Linked DNA regions of Homo sapiens: region 1 is linked to region 2. Evidence: chromatin loops called from intact Hi-C (ENCODE). Cell type or tissue: PC-3. All regions are shown on one strand.

What was found. Peaks named below come from ENCODE experiments on the same cell type or tissue, not always from the same donor. Only the 100,000 strongest peaks of a DNase experiment are listed, where the experiment ranks them.
Region 1: a loop joins it to region 2, with 8 times the contacts of the local background. A loop is called at or near these places in 13 of 110 quality-filtered maps.

Annotation. Positions count from the first base shown.
Region 1 is chr3:16,894,621-16,902,620 of GRCh38, reverse strand. All of the region lies in intron 1 of PLCL2 (phospholipase C like 2), which reads right to left. Among named protein-coding and RNA genes, the nearest start is that of PLCL2, 14 kb to the right of the region's middle. In PC-3, no CTCF peak of the experiment used is centred here; a DNase peak (open chromatin) is centred at 4,890; H3K4me3 peaks cover 1,343 bases; H3K27ac peaks cover 1,663 bases.
Region 2 is chr3:16,825,707-16,833,706 of GRCh38, reverse strand. No RefSeq gene overlaps it. Among named protein-coding and RNA genes, the nearest start is that of PLCL2, 55 kb to the left of the region's middle. In PC-3, a CTCF peak has its summit at 4,746 (motif pointing left); a DNase peak (open chromatin) is centred at 4,666; H3K27ac peaks cover 469 bases.

The sequences.
Region 1 (8,000 bases), 69 kb before region 2:
CCCTGACCTTCAGTGATCTACCTGCCTTGGCATCCTAAAGTGCTGGGATTACAGGCATGAGCCACCGTGCCTGGCCCCAAAGCATTTTAGAGAGAAAGTTACACTTAAGAGTTAAATCACTTTAATTCAGTTCAGCCCATGTTCTTGCTATAGAAATCATGCACTTGTTTAATTTTAATAGCAGCATGTATCAGAACTGATCATTTCTCTTAGAAAAAGGTAAATGCATGGAAATCACGCAATTGTTTAATTTTAATAGCAGCCCCTATCAGAACTGATCATTTCTCTTCAAAAAGGTAAATGCACTCTCTTATGAAAGAAGACCTTGCTGTAATTTCTTAACCTTGCCAACTCCTTAAAAAAAATACTCTCTCTTTCATCCAGTCCGATTCAATGGCCATAAAGGAGAATGGATAGTGGTGTCATCTGCCAAACTAAATAACTTCAGAAAAGGACCAGATAGGAGGAGGGGGCAGGATAAGACAGGGAAGGTTGGATGTGAATACATTGTAGTGAGATGGCTGGGGGCATGCTAGAGGGGATGCAGAGCAGACAGCAGTGTCTGGGCTCAGAGGGCAAATCTGAGCTGGAAACATCAATGTGAGAGTCACCAGTGAATCCATGGGTAACTGCAGCTATGGCTATGGAACAAGTTGTCCAGAATGAGGCATGGAATGAGAGAAGGAGACCTATTCACTGTGTGGCACAGACAGCCCTGATGATCTTCACAAGCGGGGCAGGGTGGAGGGGTGAATGGAAGGAAAGCAAATGCAGAAAGAGATCACAGACACTCTTTAGATACAGCTGAAAACAGGGAGAAGAGAGTTTAGGAGGTAGCTGAAGAGAGAGCTGAGAAGGCTAGAGAGAGGCTACTGCTACCTTTCTTGTTTTTTAGAACGTGAGAATGCTTACAGGCTGATGGGGGAAACACGGCACAGACAGAGAAGTTAAAGACACAGGAGGGAGAGGATGCGATCCAGAGTACAGGGACAACTGGAGGAGAGGCAGCTCCCTGCCTGTTAATTAACAGAGGAGGACCAGTGTACAGGTCTCAAGACAAAGGCTAAAGGGTTTCTCTAAGACACAAGTGGTAAGACTATATGCTAAGGACGGTGAGGGGGTGGTGACAGGATGGACATACATAGATGCCCTTGCCAACAGTTGCCCATTTGTGTGGGCACTGCCCAAGTCGAGGATGCAGACTTGGACTATGGAGTGGAGTCCTGCTCTCTGCAAAGCTCCCTACACAAAGGAGGACAGCCTGAGACCTTGACCTCATCAGCACCAGCTCCCCACTGGGTCACATGGCTCCAGTATGTGGCCCCCACATTCTGAAGAGTCTTTAATATCTCAGGAGCAGCCCCTTCCATGTAACTCTTGAAAGCAACAGGTGGCTTCCAGAATGGCCAGGGGAGATACTGTTGCTTTATTGGAACAAACAGGTCTGACTTGCCAAATAAATTTAGTGCATAAATATAATTTTTTGAAACTTCAAGGACAAACAGCTGCTCTGCCTTATCAAAATAAGCAGTGGAGCAGTTAATTTTTCTAAGTAACAGTGGGCCAGCAACACACAATCAAGGCGTTAAACTTCAGTTCCTTTCACAGAAGAAAAACAACTCTTTGGTTTCTCAACTAGCAAACAATTCACCACCTCAAACAGTGCCACTCCAAGATTATCTTTTGATGATACTGAGTTTCCATTTTTGAAGTGAGAGAGAAATGAATTGCTACCTTCCCAATTTACACGTATAAAATGTGAGAAGGTACCCAAGTGGCATGGAGAGTAACCAGCAGATCTGAGTCCAAAGCCCAACCTTGCCAAAGTCTAGTGTGACCACGTGTATTTTACATGGGCCTCAACTTTTTCACCTGCAAAATGGAGGCCACTGATGATGTCCACCGAACGGGAGCATTGTGAGAGCCCACTAAGCTGATGTTAAAGGTGGTCTTGCAGGGATGAAAGAGCTATGCAAATATGAGGTGTTATTAGCATACAAACTAACTTTCCCAGACTTTTTTGGTTATGAAGTTTTTTGCATTTTTATAACATCTTGCTTCAGGAGCTTTAAAAACCTTTTAAAACATCAGGATAATAATCCTAATGAAATGAGCAAATCAACATATAGCTTTATTTCAATATACTGTAGAGAGAATACGGTGAGATACAGAGTTTAACTGATTTTCTTAAAAGTCAAAATGCATGCTAGATATAAAGTTTATAGCTTCTTTCTTCTGAATTTGATATGCTCTATGAGGAAAACAAGGATGATTTGTAATTTTATCAGTTAAAATTTTTATTGTCTTTTTAAGTCTAGTGACAATACTAAACACACAGAAATAACTGTTTAAATTAATCTTATTGCCCTGACTTCTTAAATTCTTCTCTGAATTTTTACCTCTGTCAAGAAGAAAAAATGAAGGTTATTTTCTTTAGTAAACAGTCACTGCTACCTCAGTAACAGAATTCTTCAAGACTCTGAGATTAAGATCTCAACAGTCTTATCCAGGTAGCAACTAAAACAATCGTGCCCAACCCACCCAAGTTCAGAGTGCTGAAAACTAATACAAATGATGGACTGGGCCTGCAGTTACATGTTTCCATTTAAAAGGGTAATTAAACCAAAGCCACAGTGAACCAAAATAAAAATAAAAAACTAAAACATGATATTCAAAAAAGCAAAGCAGGGAATGTTGAAAAGAACATTTCAAATAAGAGATGGGAAAAAGTAAACGTGCCCTCTAAAATAGGATAGTTTCTTGTTAGGGTGTTTTGACGGGGGGCGGCGGGGGGGATATTTTAATGGATTTATTAGCAAATTTTCAGGAACAGCACAGATCTTTCTCACATAAATAATCAAATCAACAGCAAAATAGCAAAAACTGAATCATTCAGACCAAGAGCTCTTCCCAAGATCCATACAGGTTTTACTTACCATGTCAGTCATGCGAAAAGTACTTGCCCTGGTCCCGAAAAGACATACAAGAAATCAAGCAGACAAGATTTCACGCACTTTTTACAGAAAAAAGAGGAGAAAACACAGTCTTCTGGACACATTTAACACTTCAACCAAGCAGAGGTGCAGACCCGAATCAGAACTCATGACTCTCAAGTTGCAGCTCTTGGTCTCCACAGGCCAGCTCCCCAACTAGTGTCCAGGTCTCTGGTGTGAACTTCTGCACAGAAATTCAGGGAATTCAGCCTCTGTACCTACTTGATACTCTGTTGTTGCTGTTTTCAAACATGACCCCAATGGGCTGCTCTGTTTAGATACAGCAGAAAAGCCTAAGGCTGGACTAACAGTCCTCTCTATGTAGAAAAGCAGCCCTCTTGTGAAGGTAGATGCTCAACTGTTCCTCTCCCTGCTGAGACGCTCCATCCATATACAGGCTAAGCTGTCTGCTGGTGTTGTTTCCACAGTGGCCACAGCTCCATGACATGCCTTGAGGCCAAGATTCAACTCACCACTAAAGTGAGAATCATGGTGCAAAGGGCATCCCCTCGATAGTGACAGATACACAGCACTCTGCAGCTTACTGTACCTTTCCTTGTTCCTCCATTCTTCTCTCTACCACCTTTTGAAGCACAACCTCCTGACAAACACGCCCCAGCACAGCACTAATGGTTACTGCCAAGTATTACTGCCAAATGGCCTGCCAAGGCGTGGGTCCCCGCAACCCCCTCCCCCTCCACCCTCCAACCCCTGCCACAGCTGGCTGGGGCCTCTGGCCCCAAGCAATCTCCTCATGTTATCTAGACAATTATATCATTTTCCATGTGTGACCTGGTGTGGAAAGGTTTTAAGTGCCATTTTGGAACATAACTAATAGATCCCGTGGTCCCTGTTGTTCCCAGGAATGACGGCCCTGAGAGTTGCCAAACTGTATCTGGGGACAGCTTTATCAAGCCCTGTTATTTTGGTGGTATCTTCTAAGCCATCCTCCACCTTGTCTTACTTTACTGTCTGGCAACCAGTAATGATGAGGACAGGTCAGGGCCACTGCCACAGAGGCCACACATCTCACCAACTTCCCAGTAAGGAGCCCAGTAGAACGCTTGCTATGTGGCTATGTGCCTGTTTCTCTCGCACTATTTCACTCTCTTGCTTCCAGACCCCTCCGGGTAGCATTCATACCCGGCAGCTATTCCTTAGGACAAAAGGGCTATTTAACTATTTTAAAATCTTTTTCAACAATACTTTTTTTCCTAACAATGAAGATGGGTAAGATCTGGCTAATTATGCTGTAGGAAAGGAAACCTCTCTTATTCTTCACTTGGTAAATATTACTGAGTACTGAATGTTCCAAAAAAAAAAGGCTGTAGATTTTCTCTCCCCAAAGAATATTAAAGTTCATTTCTACTACACCTCCCATTTAGAATACGTAAATAAAACTGCCTGTCAAAGGTATATGTGTTAACAATTGTGTCACAATCAAGATAGGGACAGCTTGAGAAAACTTTGCTGCTGCCAAACTGTTGGTGCCTCTCCGGCCTCTAAACAGGGGTCTCCAAGGACTTGGCCTTCCCCTCAGGTCACTACTCTTCCTTGGTGCCTACTCAAGACAAGTGAGGGGCACAAGCTTCTTGGCTAGAAGACTCATCCTTGTCAATGTGGAAGAGAAAAAAAAAATGACCTAAAAAAATAAATGGGAATGACAACCTCTAATAATTTGTGCAGTCCAGTTGAGGAGAAAATGAGTACACACTGCATAACTAAGGTTACAAACAAGTAACGACTGAAATCTTCATGTTACTGCTTTGCAGCCAATAAAATATGTTTTATAGATGCCTCAGGAGTTCAATGTTCATTCCTCTTTACCGCGAAGGTCAGCATGGCAAGAGGAAAATGCTCTAGCATTCAGAAAGTACACATTCACGCAAAGGTCATGACGTGCCAACCCAGATGTCAGCCCACCCTCGGGCGGAGCACTGGAGCATCACCAGATGGTTCACATCCTCCCCGCATAAATCACCCTTACAAACAGACACCTGTCTGGCAAGTGCCGATTTATAATCTTCTGTGAGTAAACAGCGTTTTTACTACACTCATTTAGCAAAGTGAAACATCCAATCACCTCTCTCTAGAAATAGTGCTAGTGCCTCTGCCAAACTAATTCTTTCTAAAGACAATTTTTCCTAGGGAGGCTCCTCCTTCATGCTGCAGAATGCCATGGGTACACCTATATAGTTTCTCTTGTGAGGGATGGACAAGAGCCCAGGGACTCGCCAGGAACTACAGGGACTAGGAGCTGCACAGTAATGATTAATCAAGGGGGATTAAGGCTCCAAATAACCAACCCAGGGCCTTTTTTTTTTTTAATTGACATAATTTTTACCTTTACCTAGATCAAAAAAAGACACATAGGGCAGACTGTCATTTTCACATATAAAATCTATTTCTCCAAATTTTACTAAGGAATTATTCCCCTTCATTGACATTTTATATCCCCTCCAAAAAAGGGCAGCTCGACTCCCTTAAAGAAAAACTCCACCGCGGCAAGTTAAGGTTTAATCCTGCCCCCTACACCCCACCAGCCACATGCTCACCAACTATCATCTGCAGGATTCCGGGAGCTGTTTGTTCTCTCATATCTAACAGAGCTACACAGGGAAGTCGAGAACCCAACATATAAGAAAGGTTTCACAGCTGTTGTTAACCCTGGCTATACTTTAAAATCTCCCAGGGCACTTTAGGAAACCCCCAGAGGTTCTGATTCAATTGCAGCCAGGTGGGGTCTTCACATTAGTATGTTTTAGAATCCAGGTAATTCCAATGTGTCTTAAAATGACCCATCTGAAGATTATTTCCCCTTCGTCCTTTCCTACCCAAAAGAATATTTAGATTAGGCAGAATAAGTGTTCAGTAGAGCTAAAACTCTCTGTTGACCGACCACCTGAGATCCTAGGTATGCTATTACTTAGCAGTGATCAAACAACTCTCCATTTTGTCCGTATATCTGGATAACTGGTTTTGCTCTGTTAACTGCTTTTGAGACCAAAAAGCTCTATCTAGAAAACTGTTATGTGAAGAGCAGGTGCTCCACAAACGAGTGGTTCTCAAAGTTTTATTATGAGCAGCACATTTTCAAATATTAAAACTTTCGAGTGCACCTGAAGCTCAAAACTACACTAAACAAATCATAAAAACTCCAAGCAATCACGACTGCAGTGTAAGATGACTGCAGTGACCAACACACTCTTCACTAATGTGTCAACTTTCCACCCAGGCCCAGCTCCTTTTGTGCTTTCAGTATATTCCAAGGAAGATCCAGTCCTCAGGCTCTTCCAGCAAGCTGCCCCTCTCTCCACCCACCCCCTCTCCAGGCCATCAACTAGTGCAGGGCTTTAGCAGGTCTCACCACGTACAAGTGTCCACAGCAGCAGAAATGTTTCACATGCTGATCCACAGACAGCAAAAAACTGTAAAAGGCACGGCCCTAAATAGTGCAGGAGGAAGTAACCAATTGGTATCTGAGTTTGATTAATGTTCACAATTTAATTGTTTGAATAAACTTAATTTGTTGCAGTATGATAGACTTCCAGAAAAAAAATCCTAAGTGTAAAACCTAATGGATTTTTACAAAGTAAACCCACATTTGGAATCACCAACCAGATGCAGAAACCAAACATCACTGGCACCCAGTAGGACCCTTGCTTCCTCCCTCAATTATTATCCCCAAGTGTAACCACTATTATAACTTCTACCACTCCAAATTAGTTTAGCTGCTTTTGAACTTTATATAATTATAATCAAAAATATGTATTCTTTTGTGGCTGGTTTATTTCCCTTAGCATTATGCTTGGGAGACTCAAGCAGTGCATAGGGCAGTCATCTGCTGTTTCTGTTCTTTCTTCCTTTTCCTCATAGGATTCCACTGTATGATACGCTATTTTATAAGATAGGCATTTGAGTTGTTGCTTTCAATTTGGGACTGTTAGAATTAATGCTGCTTTAAGGACTCTTGGAAATGTCTTTCAATATACATATGGAGTAACTCCTGTTAGGTATATACCTAGCCAGAAAGACAGTGTGGTAAGTATATAAGGACTTTATGTGTATGTAACAAAATAGACTCCAAAAACAGACCCATACATAAATGGCCACTTGATCTAGGATCGAAGACCAATGCAGTGCAGTGGGAAAGAGATTCTATTTTCAAATAAATGGTGCTGAATTAATTGGATATTTATATGGAAAGAAAATCTTTAACCCTACCTCACACCACACACACAAAATGAAATCCAGATCTAAACATGAAAAATAGAACAATAAGACTCCAGTGGTTAAATAAATGACTATCTTCATAGAATTAGGCTAAGTAAACATTTCTGAAACAGGACTCAAAAATAATAACCATAAAGAAAAATACTGATACACTGAACTTCTCTAAAATTAAGAATTTTCATTAAAATATACCCTTTAAGACAGTGAAAAAGCAAGTCACATACTAGAAGACATTTTCAACATATATCTATATCGATATAGATACATGTTTCAACATATATCTATATCGATATAGATACATGTTTCAACATATATCTATATCTATATAGATACGTGTTTCAACATATCTATATATGTTGAAAATGTCTTTTGTGATATATCACAAAACATATATATCATCTGAATAATTACATTGGCATTTAATATAAGCTATTAGCACGGATTGATAGAAATAAAAATCTAAGCGATATCCTTTATTTTCTTCAATAATAAACATTAAACCATATAAACAACTTGAATATATATATATATCACAAAAGACATATTCAGAAAATGTAAATTAAGTCCTACATACCATTTTTTTNAAAATAAAAACAACCTGACTTTTTAAATGGGCAAAAGACTTGAACAAGCATTTTCACAAAAGAGAATATCCAAATGGCCAAGAAACATATGAAAAGATGTTCAACATCATTAGCCATGAGAGAAATTCAGCCAAAAAGCCACAGTGAAGTACCATTACATAACCGTCACAATAGTTACAATCAAAAAGCA
Region 2 (8,000 bases):
TGTCTGCATGTTCCTTCTCTTACTAAAATAAACTATTTTTATTGAACTTATAATTGTGTTCTTTTATTCCAGATATAATAGGTAAAAATAGTGGATTTGCTGGCTTAGTGTTAAAAATAAAACATAAAACATTAGTTATCCTAATAACTAGATCCCACAGACTACTTTCTGGGTAACAAGAAATTGAGAATGGAGTTGAGTGGGCAGAATAAAGAGATGAAGTGAACAAATCAAGTCGAGAACATTTACAATGGAGCTCAGCCAATGCTCATCTCTTCCAAACATCTGCCAACCCCTTTCCCAGCTGAATGAAGACTTCACACTTTCACCTCCAATTGTTGGAAAAATTATGAGAGGATGTCCAGCCCTATTTTTTAGAACTGGACTAGGTTGCTTCCATTATTATCACCAGGGCCTTGGGTCCAACTACACTGAGTGCCTTATAGAAATTATGAAATATGCCACTCTGCTACTGTCGTGATTTCAAATGTGATGAGAATATTTGAAAAGCATTAACGTCTTGCCCTGTAAGAAGGAGACAGTGGAAAGGAAAATTAAACTTGAGAAGCAGCAGGCAATTTCCAACTGTCATTATCCAAAATAATCCAGCAGTTTGGAGTATACTACAAAGGCTTGTACTCGGAAAATGGGGGGAAAAAACATAATATGTTAAAGCAATAGTATTTACTGCCACAAAAGAAAAATCTCATTGGCCAAACTGAAAAAACATTTGTTTCTAACTCTTGTTAAATCTTACATAGGTCAGGTTGTCCTACTCCATCTTGTAGGCTCTGCCATCTAGAATCTGTAGCCTGCAAGACCATCTCACAAGAGAATCGAATGATGCAGAATACACTCCAGCTACCATCTTAGTACTTGTTTCTGTTCACTTTTTGCTGGCCAGCAACAGTCACATGGCCATAGCTAACTGCAAGGAAGGCTGGGAAATATAGAGGAGGACACAGATGCTTGGTGGTCACCTACTGCCTTCAGCACACATTGAAATAACTAGGGACAAGATGATTGACAACGGCTCGTTAATTGATTCATTCAATGAGTTTTGTTTTGGGTTTTTTTGAGGATGTATTTTGTGTCAGACCCTGTTCTAGACACCAGGGATTTAGCACAATGTTCCAGAACACAATGGACATGGTTCAGACCATTGTGAAGCTTTCAGCCTAACGTGGGAGAAAGACATCAAACACGTACTTATGCCATTAATTAACATCATGCAGAGTGTTAAATTGGAAGCAAACATTTTTATGCACTGTGGATGATGGCCATTTGTCCACACTTTTCCAGGAAATTTTGCTTTTAAGTGGTGTGTGCTATTTTCAGACTGTAGGTTCTGTTTCTACTAAATTTCTATTTCTATTGTCTCCTTAATTATAAGAGAGAAACTAAAGCACAGCATAGAGACAGAAAGCCATCTCACCTGAACTGTGCCAATGGCATCCTCCCTGGCTTTACCACTTCCCTCACACTCCATCCCTCACAGCCTATTTGCCACACTGCAGTATATTTTGGTCTTTGTAAATGGGAAATCGGGGCATGTTATCTGCTCAAACCCCTGCAATTACTCTCCATTTTACTCAGTAAAAATCTGAAGTCATCCCAATGGGGCTCTGCCAGCCCCACATTATCCGGCCCCCGCCTGCTCCTTAGACATCATGCTCCCTGCCTCGCTCACTCATTCTGCCTCTGCCACCTACATCTCCATGCTGCTCTTCAAATGCACCACTCACATGCTTGCCAAGGGGCCTTTGCTCTGCCCAGAACTCTTTTTCTCCAGATATCCATATGGTTCATTTCTTCCCTTCCTGAAAGTCTCAACTGACATACACATCACCCTATTAAAGAGGCCTTTAAGATGCATATTCCCCCTTTGAAAGAGTCCCCTCTTCTCTACCCTTGTCACCCCCTTTGTTTCTTCTTTCAAGCTGCTGGTACTTCCTGCAAATTCTGATCCTGACATGTTTCCTCCCTTTCTCCCTCCCTCCCTCCCTCCCTCTTTTTTCTTTCTTTCTTCCTTTTTTTTCTCTCTCTCTCTTTTTATAACAGCTTTATATTTATATAATTCATCTACTATAAAAGTCACCCATTTTAAAAGCACACAGTTCAATGGTATCTTAGTATATTCACAGTTGTGCACACATCACCACAATCAATTATAGAACATTTTTGTCCCCTCAGAAAGAAACCCTGTCCCCTATAGCTATTACTCTCAAATTCACTCCAGCCTTAAGCTCAGGCCTAAGCTACCACTAATCTACACTATATCTCCATATATTTGCTTATTCTGTACATCTCATATACATGAAATCATATAATATATGGCGTTTTGTGACTGGTTCCTTTCACTTAGCATAATGTTTTCAAGGTTCATCCACACAGTAGCATATATCAGTACTTCATTTTTTTCATGCATTAATAATATTCCATTGTGTGGATACACCACATTTTGTTTATTCATCAATTGATGGACATTTGGGTTGTTTCCTTCTTTTGGCTATTACGGATAATATTGCTGTAAATATTTATGTACAAGTTTTTGTGTGGACATGTTTTCATTTCTCTTGGGTATATACCTAGGAGAATTGCTGTGCCAAACGTAACTAGGTTTAAACACTTGAAGAACTGCCAAACTGTTTTCCGAAGTGGCTTCATCATTTTGTATTCACACTAGTAATGTCTGATTACTAATGTCTGTTTAACGTTTTTTCCAGTTTTTCCACATCCTAGTCAACTCTTGTTATCTGACTTTTAAATTATAAATATCCTGGTGGGAGTGAAGTGGCATATCATTGTGATTTCAATTTGCATTTCCCCAATGGCTAATGATACTGAACCTCTTTTCATGTGTTTATTTGTACATCTTTCTTGAAGAAATGCCTATTCAAATCTGTTGCTCATTTTAAATTGGAATATTTGTCTTTTTCTTAGTCAGTTGCAAGAGTTCTTTTCATATTCTAGATTTAAGTTCCTTATCAGATATATGATTTGTAAATATTTTCTTCCCTTCTTTAGGGATGTCTTTTCACTCTCTTGATGTTCTTGAAGGCCCACAAGTTTTTCACTTTAGTGAAGAACATTTTAAGTATATTTTCTTTTGTTGCTTGTGCTTTTAATGTTATATCAAGGAATCCATTGCCAAATTCAAGGTCAAGAAGATTTACCCCTGGGTTTTCTTCTAAAAGTTTTATATTTTGGCTCTCACATACAAGCCTTTGATCCATTTTGAGTCAATTTTCATACGTAGTGAGAGGTAAAGATCCAAATCCATTCACTTGCATATGGCTATCCAGGTGACCTGTAAGTTTATACTATGCAAGTATCACACTATCTTGATTACTGTTGCTTAATAGTAACTTTTAAAATCAGAAAGTGTAGGCCAGGCATGATAGCTCACGCCTGTAATCCCAGCACTTTGGGAGGCCAAGGCGGGTGGATCACTTGAGGTCAGGAGTTCAAGACCTGGCCAACATGGTGAAACTCTGTCTCTACTAAAAATACAAAAATTAACTGTGTGTGGTGGTGCATGCAAATCCCAGCTACTTGGGAGGTTAAGGCAGGAAAATCACTTGATCCCAGGAGGCGGAGGTTGCAGTGAGCCGTGATCGCACCATTGCACTCCAGCCTGGGCGACAGAGTGGGACTCCATCTCCAAATCAAATCAAATCAGAAAGTGTGAGTCTTCCAACTTTGTTCTTGTTTTTCAAGATTATTTTATTTATTTGGGGGTCCCTTTCAATTCCATATATACATTTTAGGATTATCTTGTAAATTTTGACAAAGGAGCCAACTGGGATTCTGATAGGGTTTGAGTCTGTAGATCAGTTTAAGGAGTGTTGCCATCTTAACAATGAATCTTCTGATTCATGAACATGGAATATCTTTTTATTTATCTAGCCCTTTGTTAATTTCTTTCAACAATATTATGCAGTTTTTGGAGTACATATTTTGCAATTCTTTTGTTAAATTTATTCCTAAGTATTTTATTCTATTTGATGCTGTTATAAATACAATTATTTTCTTATTTTTTTCATACTGTTCATTGCAAGTATATAAAAATATATTGAGTTTTGTATATTGATCTTGTATCTTGCAACGTTGTCAAACCACTTATTTGTTCAAATGGTGTTTTAGTGGATTCTTTAGAATCTTCTACATACAAAATTATGTCATCTCAAACCTTTCTTTACAATATGATGTCTTTTACTTCATTTTCTTACTGCTGTCATTCTTCACCTTTCTTATCCCACTTTATTTTTCTTAGTCTTTACCATTACCAATTCTATTGGCTATTTATCTATCTATAACTGCTCTCACCACTAAGTAAGCTCCCTGAACACTAGTGCTTTCTCCACTCTGTTCACTGCCTTCTCAGGTTCTAGAACAAAGTCTGGAACATAATTGGTGCTCAAAAAATATTTAGGTTCTTCGTTAGCTTTCAGCATGAATCCCTCGGCTCTGCCTGGAGTTGAGGTCAGACTCAGTCAGAGCAGTTCAGGGCATTAGGGCCACTGCTCTAGGATATATACTTTTTCAGAAATCAGTTCAAGGCATTGTTACTAACAAACAACAAACGACAGCAACAAAACTTCTTTCCAACTGTAATTACTCACAGCGAGTCAGCTTGCATCTGAGGCTTTAAAATGGAAGTCTACAAGATCCCTTATTGTTTCTTTGACCTTCAAGATTGTATGTTTTGCCATCACCTGACAATCTAGGGCAGAGGGACCCCTTGTGGCCACGAAGTAATGGCAGGAGCTAAGAGGCCTTTGGATTTTTTTTTTTTTTTTTTTTTTGAGACAACCTCTCACTATATTGCCCAGGCTGGCCTTGAACTCCTGGGCTCAAGGGATCCTCCTACCTCAGTCTCCCAAGTAGCTGAGATTACAGGTGCACACAACAGCACTCAGCTACGGCCACTACACTGGACAGAAACCATCTGCACAAAGACCTGTCCACATGCCATCCCACCATCTTTCCTGCCAACCAACCTCTTCTTTGCCAGTGTTTCTGTTGTTTCACCTGAATCATCCTTGTCGCTCTAACAAAAGGCCGTTAATCAAAGCGATAGAGAGGGATGGGAGAGGCTTTCTGTAAGGCTAAAAATAAGCAAGGAAGAACTAGTCTGGAACAAAGAGTGAGTGGTTTGGGCTCTGTGACACAAAGTAAGACCTTCAGAATCCAGGCAGGTAGCCAGTGGCCACCCAGCAGATGGGCTATTGGTAAATCTGCAGCCTTCTTCTCTCACCCACCCAAGTCAGGGAAACTGAGGAGAAGGACATCATAGGGATTCTTTTGGCTGTATCCTCATTATGAAAAGAAATGAGTCATTATAGGTAACTAAACAAAGTCAAAATTATTTTGCAAAGTATGGGGGAGATTTTCAGACATTTAGGGTGTGGTAAAGAATTGTTCTCACAAAAAGTCATCCCAGGTTTTCATTTGACCCAGAGTAAGTTCAGGAAAATTAAGTGCAATTCCCATGCCAAATATAAGAAAAAAGAAAGAGAAATCCAAAGTACTCCTAAAGAAACAGAAGAAAACAAGAATTGATTGAGTACAGGTAAGGCCTTTTAGTTTTTGCATGTTGTGAGGTTTTGTCTATTTTACAGATGCCTTGGGAATAGAATTATAGAATAAAATGTTGGGATCTTGAAAACTTTTAATTGAAAATATCTGATGAGCTATCATGTCTAAAATATCAAGCTCAAATTTTATGATTAAGAGATCTAAAATAATAGCTAATGCATATAATGCTTACTATGTGCCAGGTATTGTTCATTCAGCAATTCTTCCATCAACCCTTAGAGGCAGGTAGTATTATTAATCCCATTTTTCAGATGAGGAAGTTGAAGCAAGTGATGTTATAAGCAAGTTTTCCAAGGCCCCACAGCTAGTCTGTGAAAGCCTAGATTTGGAAGTAGGTCATCTAATCCCAGGGTCCAAGCTACCACTGAAATTTATCACATATGTCATTATAGTTTATCATGAGTATTCTACCCAATCTAAAAAGTGTTATTATGGAACTATATCCACGTTCAGATAGAAAAATTTCAACCGAACAAATGTTTCAGTTTATTGGCTGCTGAGAATTTACCCACAAGATACACTTGTACATAGGTCAAGATGTATGGACCAAATATGTTTACTATAGGATTTTTTTTTCTTTTCAGTAGCAGCCGAGATCTCAAGATGGTCTAAGTATCCACTAATAAAGAATTGGTTAAGTAAATTATGGCCTATTTATAAAAATGGAGTATTCTGTAGTCATTGCAAAGAACAAGAAAGATTGGTCTATGGTGATGTCAAAGCTTTGGAAGATGTAAGGAAATTTATTTGTATGAATAATAAAAATGTGCATATAATTTTCTGAAATAATATAGAAAAACATAACTGGGGTTAATATTGGGGTTAAGAGAGAAAACATGACAACGTGAATATACTTAACTCTACTGAATGGTACACTTAAAAATGGTCCAGATGGTAAATTTTATATGTATTTTACCACAATAAATAATAAAAGATAAAGGAGAAGAGACATTTACTGCTCATTTCTCACCTTTCTACTGTATTTTATATATGTATATATTACTTTTGTTTTCACAAATATTCAATAAAAATAAACAAAATGCATAAAACAATGTTGTGAGTGGTCAGGCTGCATTACACTAATTTATTTGCATCCAGCTGTATTTTTATTATGGTCCTATCTGAAGAGCTTTAAGAGTTAACAAAATTAAACTTATGTGTGATTTCTGGTGACTTTTGATCAAATGAAAGTTTCTAAATAAATAGCCTAGCTCCCTAAAAACTTCACATCCTGTCAAAGAAGATAATTTTATTAAATGTGGACTATATAAAAACATCAGATTTAGCACCCACCTGGCATATTTTCTTGGAATTTATTTCAGATAATTTTGTTTTGAAGAACAGGTAGTTCCTCTGTAATTTCAGACTGTCCTTCTGAGAACACATTATCCTGGTGTCTTCTCTTCTTGACTACGCAATTTCTTTGTAACCTTTTATGGCTTTTGTTTTGTCTCTGCCTACGCCTTCCAAAAGTGAGCCAGAATATAAAAATACACAGAAAGTATGCCAAATATTATGAATTCTATGTTTTGAGGTTAAAGATAAAACATAGGCAAGTATCTAAGAGAGAACATTACCATTTATTAGTTTTCCTTTGATCATCCTTATCTTTACATGAAAATTTTGACTAAGCCCGAGTCTATAAGATTTCGCCCCTGCCTTACAGGTTTTAAGATCCCATGGATAAAGGTATTTCGACTTCTGGAAGGGACTATGATCAGATTTCCCCATAGTCTATAGCGGCCAGGCAGGTAAGTAAACAATGACATTGGCCAGGTGAGGAATGGAAACCTGGGGAGAGTATGTCCCATCTAAAGAGAGTGGATGGCTCTCAACTCCAGCCCATGGTTGTCCTATGGGACCCAATGTGGCAAGAACATCTCTTCCAATTTTTCAAAAGAAGCTGGAAATCTAGATTTTTATGTAAATGATTCCAATTGTTTAATGTTCACAATTAATTCAAAAAATTTGAAAGCACTGTGGGGCCAAGAAAAGCATGTCTCTTGGCTGAACTGAGATGTGACTTTGAATGGAATCCAACTCTCTTAATTTTACCGAAGAGGTGGCCAAGCGCAGAGGGAAGTGAAGTTACTCACTAACGTTCCAGGGCTGGTTTGGGGGAGGAACTGGGACCAGATACCATTCCCCTTGCAGCCCCATCCTCTTTCCTCAGCTTTTTAGTCCATCTAATGAAGCAGCAGACTAATTTAAGACAAGCATATGACGAACCTCCCATTCCCACACATGTGTCAGTAAGCCTTCAACCTGATGGGCTGGACCTTAACCACAAACAGAAGACCCAGCTGACAAACTACACCCACACTCCACTTAATTCAGGCTGGATCCCAGCTCTTGACCTTTTTTTGGGTGGATATGGGAAAGGAAAAGTTGGAAATTTT